Linked DNA regions of Homo sapiens: region 2 is linked to region 1. Evidence: read pairs that join two places in POLR2A ChIA-PET (ENCODE). Cell type or tissue: endothelial cell of umbilical vein. All regions are shown on one strand. Region 1 overlaps TPM3 (tropomyosin 3). Region 2 overlaps SHE (Src homology 2 domain containing E).

What was found. ChIA-PET counts read pairs that join two places held together with the same protein. Peaks named below come from ENCODE experiments on the same cell type or tissue, not always from the same donor. Only the 100,000 strongest peaks of a DNase experiment are listed, where the experiment ranks them.
Region 2: POLR2A ChIA-PET joins it to region 1 with 5 read pairs; 2 of 35 experiments call an interaction of 5 or more read pairs at or near these places.

Annotation. Positions count from the first base shown.
Region 1 is chr1:154,175,294-154,177,793 of GRCh38, forward strand. It overlaps TPM3 (tropomyosin 3), which reads right to left. Exons shown (of 10, transcript NM_152263.4): 3 at 822-955. Among named protein-coding and RNA genes, the nearest start is that of TPM3, 16 kb to the right of the region's middle. In endothelial cell of umbilical vein, no CTCF peak of the experiment used is centred here; a DNase peak (open chromatin) is centred at 1,228.
Region 2 is chr1:154,484,149-154,486,648 of GRCh38, forward strand. It overlaps SHE (Src homology 2 domain containing E), which reads right to left. Exons shown (of 6, transcript NM_001010846.3): 4 at 2,379-2,500; 5 at 1,795-1,914; 6 at 1-187. The coding sequence ends at 1. Among named protein-coding and RNA genes, the nearest start is that of TDRD10, 17 kb to the right of the region's middle. In endothelial cell of umbilical vein, a CTCF peak has its summit at 342; DNase peaks (open chromatin) are centred at 413 and 1,223; H3K27ac peaks cover 2,500 bases.

The DNA of each region.
Region 1 (2,500 bases):
GCACTCCAGCCTGGGCTATAGAGCGAGACTCTGTCTCAAAAAAAAAAAAAAAAAAAAAATTAGCTGGAGAACTTTAAAAACATCAATGCCCAGACCCCTCTTGCAACTGATTCTAATGGAACTGGGATGAGATCTAAGCATCCAGTTTTAAATTCCCCAGTGATTTCCCCCCTCACCCCTACCTATGATTCTAATAATGCAACCAGCGTTGAGAAGGCTTACTAAAAACAGATTGCCAGGCCCCACATCCAAAGTTTCTGATTCAGCAGATCAGCATAGGAGCTGAGAATGTGAATTTTTACCAAGTTCCCAAGTATTGCTGATGCTGCTGGTCTGAGACCTTACTTAGAGAACCTCTGTTTTAGAGAAATTAATCTCACAAATAGAAGCTTATGATCCAGAAAGTAGAAGTCATACTGGTGATCCCATTTTAAGGATCATTAGGCCAATTTGTAAGGAAATACCAATTACAAAAGGGTCACAACATCTAAGTTACCCTTACTGTCTTCAAGGGGACAGAATATGCAGAATAGAAAGGAGATCCTGTGTGATGGAGTTAGTATTTTATTTTTATTGACTGATTGACACAGGGTCTTTCTCTGTCACCCAGGAGTGCAGTGGCGCAATCAGAGCTCACTGTAGCCCCAACTTCCTGGGCTTGAGCCACCCTCCTGCCTCAGCGTCCCAAAGTGCTGGGATTACAGGCGTGAGCCATCACACGCAGCCAGAATTGCTATTTAGAAAACAGGTCTATAAGGAAATCTTGATCAGAACTATTATGAACTTTTAAAATCCACACTCCATCAGGCTTCCCTACACACCTCTCACTCTCATCAGCAGCTTTTTCAGCTTCTTCCAGCTTTTGCAGGGCAGTGGCCAGGCGCTCCTGAGCACGGTCCAGCTCTTCTTCAACCAGCTGGATCCTACGGTTCAAGGAGGCCACCTCAGCCTCAGCCTGCATTTGAAGGAAAGAATGGACAAGGGAAGCAGAGGCATGGAGAAAAGAAGAAATAACTATGACATTAAGATCAGGGTTGACTACCATGAAAAAGCCAGAGTCTCGCAGGGTAGAACTTGTCTTAGCTCAGCTGTTAAAAGATCTAGCAGACATAACTTTATATATATATATTTCCTCCCTTTCCCATCAACGAACTCCCATATGTTCCACAGGAAGAGTGTTTTAAAACTCAGTTCCTTGCCCAGCCCAGTGAGTTAGTACCACCCACTTCCTGGACTCAGTTCAAATTCCTCAACACACTGGAGTCAGAAAAGAAAGTCAATGAAGGGTTCCTTCTGCCTGAGCTCTGGCTTGGAGGCATGTCTCATCCTCAGTAACCTTTCAAGTGTCTCATAAAGCAGGAAAAAAAAAAAAAAAAAAGCAAGGTTTCTTAAAGAGGGTATCCTGACTGGGTGTGGTGGCTCATGCCTGTAATCCCAGTATTCTGGGAGGCTGGGGCGGGTGGATCATGAGGTCAGGAATTTGAGACCAGCCTGGCCAATATGGTGAAACCCTGACTCTAATAAAAAATACAAAAATTAGCCAGGTGTGGTGGCGCGTACCTCTAGTCCCAGCTACTCGGGAGGCTGAGGCAGAAGAATCCCTTGAACCCGGGAGGCAGAGGTTGTACTGAGCTGAGATTGCGCCACTACACTCCAGCCTGGGCAACACGGTGAAACTCCATTTCAAAAAAAAAAAAAAAAAAAGAGGGAATCCTGGATTACCTATTAATTGCTGCTTAACTCAAACCGTTATTCCTATGATCACTTTACCCTAACACATCAGAAGAATAACTAGCCAAGGGAATGTCTTCCAGAATAGCCTTCCAGACTGGAAAGCAAAAGAATGGAATATTGTTGGGATGCCTACTCACCAGCCCTTCAACTTGTGCCCCCGTACTCCTTTTTTAAGTTGGCTACAAGGAGCTGCTTCTGGCTAAAATTATCTGCTTTGATAGCTTTACAAAAAAGAAAGAACATTTCCACCACACCCACTACCATTCCTCCAAATTTCTGAATTTTCTCCTTTCTATTCCTCCAGCCATCCCCTTAGCTTCACCCTCTAATACAGCGACAATCTTCCCCCTGGCCTCCATCTCACAATGAAGTATATAGGTTAGAGTCCAAGTAAACCCATCCTGGATGGGTTTTCTCTAAGAAACAAGGAAAGAAGGAGGCAGCCTGCAGGTGGATGGATAAATTCTAATGGTAGGAAAACCTCTTTCCATGACTGCCTCCCCGCTACCTTTACTGGTGGGAGGTACCCTGACTGCAACAGTATACAAGAATTTAATATGCCCCGCACACCACCCAGTTCAGATGCTTATCCAAGTGCCTGGTAAACACGATCTCTCTTCTATAGCCCAGATTGTGCCTGAATTCTATTACCCTGATTTCTTCCTGGCAGGCAGGAGTTGGTGCAGCTATAGAAACAGCCTGGGCCACTAGCTCCGATGAGGAAGAATATAGACCAAAAGACTCCTTTTTAACCATCAGGACTGGC
Region 2 (2,500 bases), 310 kb after region 1:
TTAGTGAAGCTTGCTGTGCACTGGGTAGAGTAAAGTCATGTGTTCTGCCCCTTTGAAAGGCAACTTTTCATTGGAATAATAGTGTACCACTTCAGGGATGCTGTCAAACACAGCGCTTGTCTGATTCAGTGTGTATTTGTTGTCTTTGGTCTGAGCCACTATGATGTGGACACATCCTTGACTAGTCCTGGAATGAAAATCAAGGAGGAGACATGAATGAGTGGGCAGAGGATCCCTCCCCACTGAAAACAATTGCAGCCAGATTCACACTAGGTTGATAGGTTCTCATCCATCCCGTAATGGTTCTACACACACAGAAATGCATTCCACACTCTAGTGGTACTCTCAGAAATTTCACAGTCTAAACGCATGTAATCCTTGAGTGGTTTATCCTTATCACATATGAGTCATCAGGTAGTGGAACAAAGAAAACAATTAAAAAGAATGCCAAGTCCCTTCTAGCTCTCAAATTGCAAAACCAGTGCTTACGCCCAAGCACGAGGCTACTAAGGTGAGGTAGAAACTCATCCTCGGCTGGGCACGGTGGCTCACGCCTGTATCCCAGCACTGTGGGAGGCCGAAGTGGGCGGATCACTTGAGGTCAGGAGTTCAAGACCAGCCTGGCCAACATGGTAAAACCCCATCTCTACTAAAAAATACAAAAAAATTAGCCGGGCATGGTGGCAGGCACCTGTAATCCCAGCTACTTGGGAGGCTGAGGCAGGAGAATCACTTGAACCCAGGAGGCGAAGGTTGTAGTGAGCCGAGATTATGCCACTGAACTCTAGCCTAGGCAACAGAGTGAGACTCCATCTCAAAAAAAAAAAAAAAGAAAAAGAAAAGAAACCCCAAAAAAACTCATCCTCCTCACCACAGCTAAAAGGACGTAAGTAAGGGTTCTTCTTCTTTTTTTCCAAAAAGAACACATAAATAATAATAATAAAAACCATTTCCTCCCCTCGCATCTGGAAAGACCATTCCTGGTTGTATAAAATGAAAGCTGGCACCAAAAGCTCAAAGATTTAATCCACAAGCACCAATTTCAGGAACACAGTCGAGCTATTCCTGGTATTGTATATCTGGTGGCCTATCCCATTTTCTGAGCCATATTGCTCAACTCCCCCGCCCGACTCTGTTCTCCTCCAGCCTGATTGTTTCAGCTGCAGGGGCTCAGCTTCCTCAGGAAGGAAATGCTGTTAGGGCTCTTGACAATGATCCTCCAATACAGGGACACTGAACTCACGGAGCAGTGAGAATTTCCATGATACACACTCCACCAGGCCTACCAGGCAAAAGTGAATTTTCTGTGTACAATCAGACAGAGGGAGCAACAGGCAAGTCAGCATTTCCTTCTTCACCAGAAGAAACTGGTGTCAAAATTGCAGTTGGCATTTTGACAATCAGGGGGATCTTGATTTATTAAAGTCCCCAATACTAGGGAATAAAAGAAGAATGACTGTACTACCCTGTTAGAAATAATTCTTTTCATCAGGAATTATTTCTCTACTGAGAGGGCCTACTCCAGATTAGGTAATGTAAGGTAGACATTGACTAATGCACAAAGATAATGCAATAAGACCTTCATTATCATAATAGATAATGGAGGCATTTACCCAATACCAATTTTGCATTCTCATCCAAGTGTCTCATGTTCCATTGTCCAAACAAATGCCTCTTATTTTCTGCAATGCACACCCCTGTGAAACACCTTCACAGTATGTTTTTTTTGACTAGAAGACTGTCACACAGTGTTCCTTCCCCTTGGAGATGAGGAAAGCCATGGGGCTTACTTACTTTAGGGCAATGGAGTACCTGCTGTTCCCTGACTCACTATTTCGAACCAGGTAACCAGCTTCTTTGCAGGGCTGTAGTCGACTCTCAGCCTCAGCACGGCTGATGGCACCATGATACCAGCTGAAAAATGGGGGTGGAAGAGGGGAAAGCACCATGAGTGTCAAAATACAAATCCAGACTGGGCATTGCTCCATAAAGCGTTGTTTGAAATGAACTTCTGGCAGAGACGCAACAGCCTGAACTAGATCCTGCTTCACATTCAGAACAGACAAAATGCAGATCTGGGTGATCCCAGATCACAAAGCCTATCAATCATACAAGAGTGAGTTAACGGCGCTAGTGTCATTTGAACAGTTTTCACTCTCTACAGAAGAATAAGACTTACAATGAGCTTGTTGAGATGCAGTGCACTTTCCATTTTGCACAATGCACTGGGCTTTGAAGATGGGTTTTCATTAAAAACCCCATCCAGGCAAGTGTTCATTAACAAAAATAATCATGTGAAATGGGCCAATGTGCTCCCTGATACAAAGCTGTAAGCTCCCAGCTGTTGTCTGTTACAAGGATCTGAGGAGGAGACTCACGGCTGCTTCTCCAGGGGCAGGCCCGGGTCCACTTTCTCTCCCTCACTGTGGTCCGAGAGGGCTGGCTTCAGGATCTTCTGGGTCCAGCTCTTCTGCCGGTGGTGCTGCCTCACTGTCTCCTC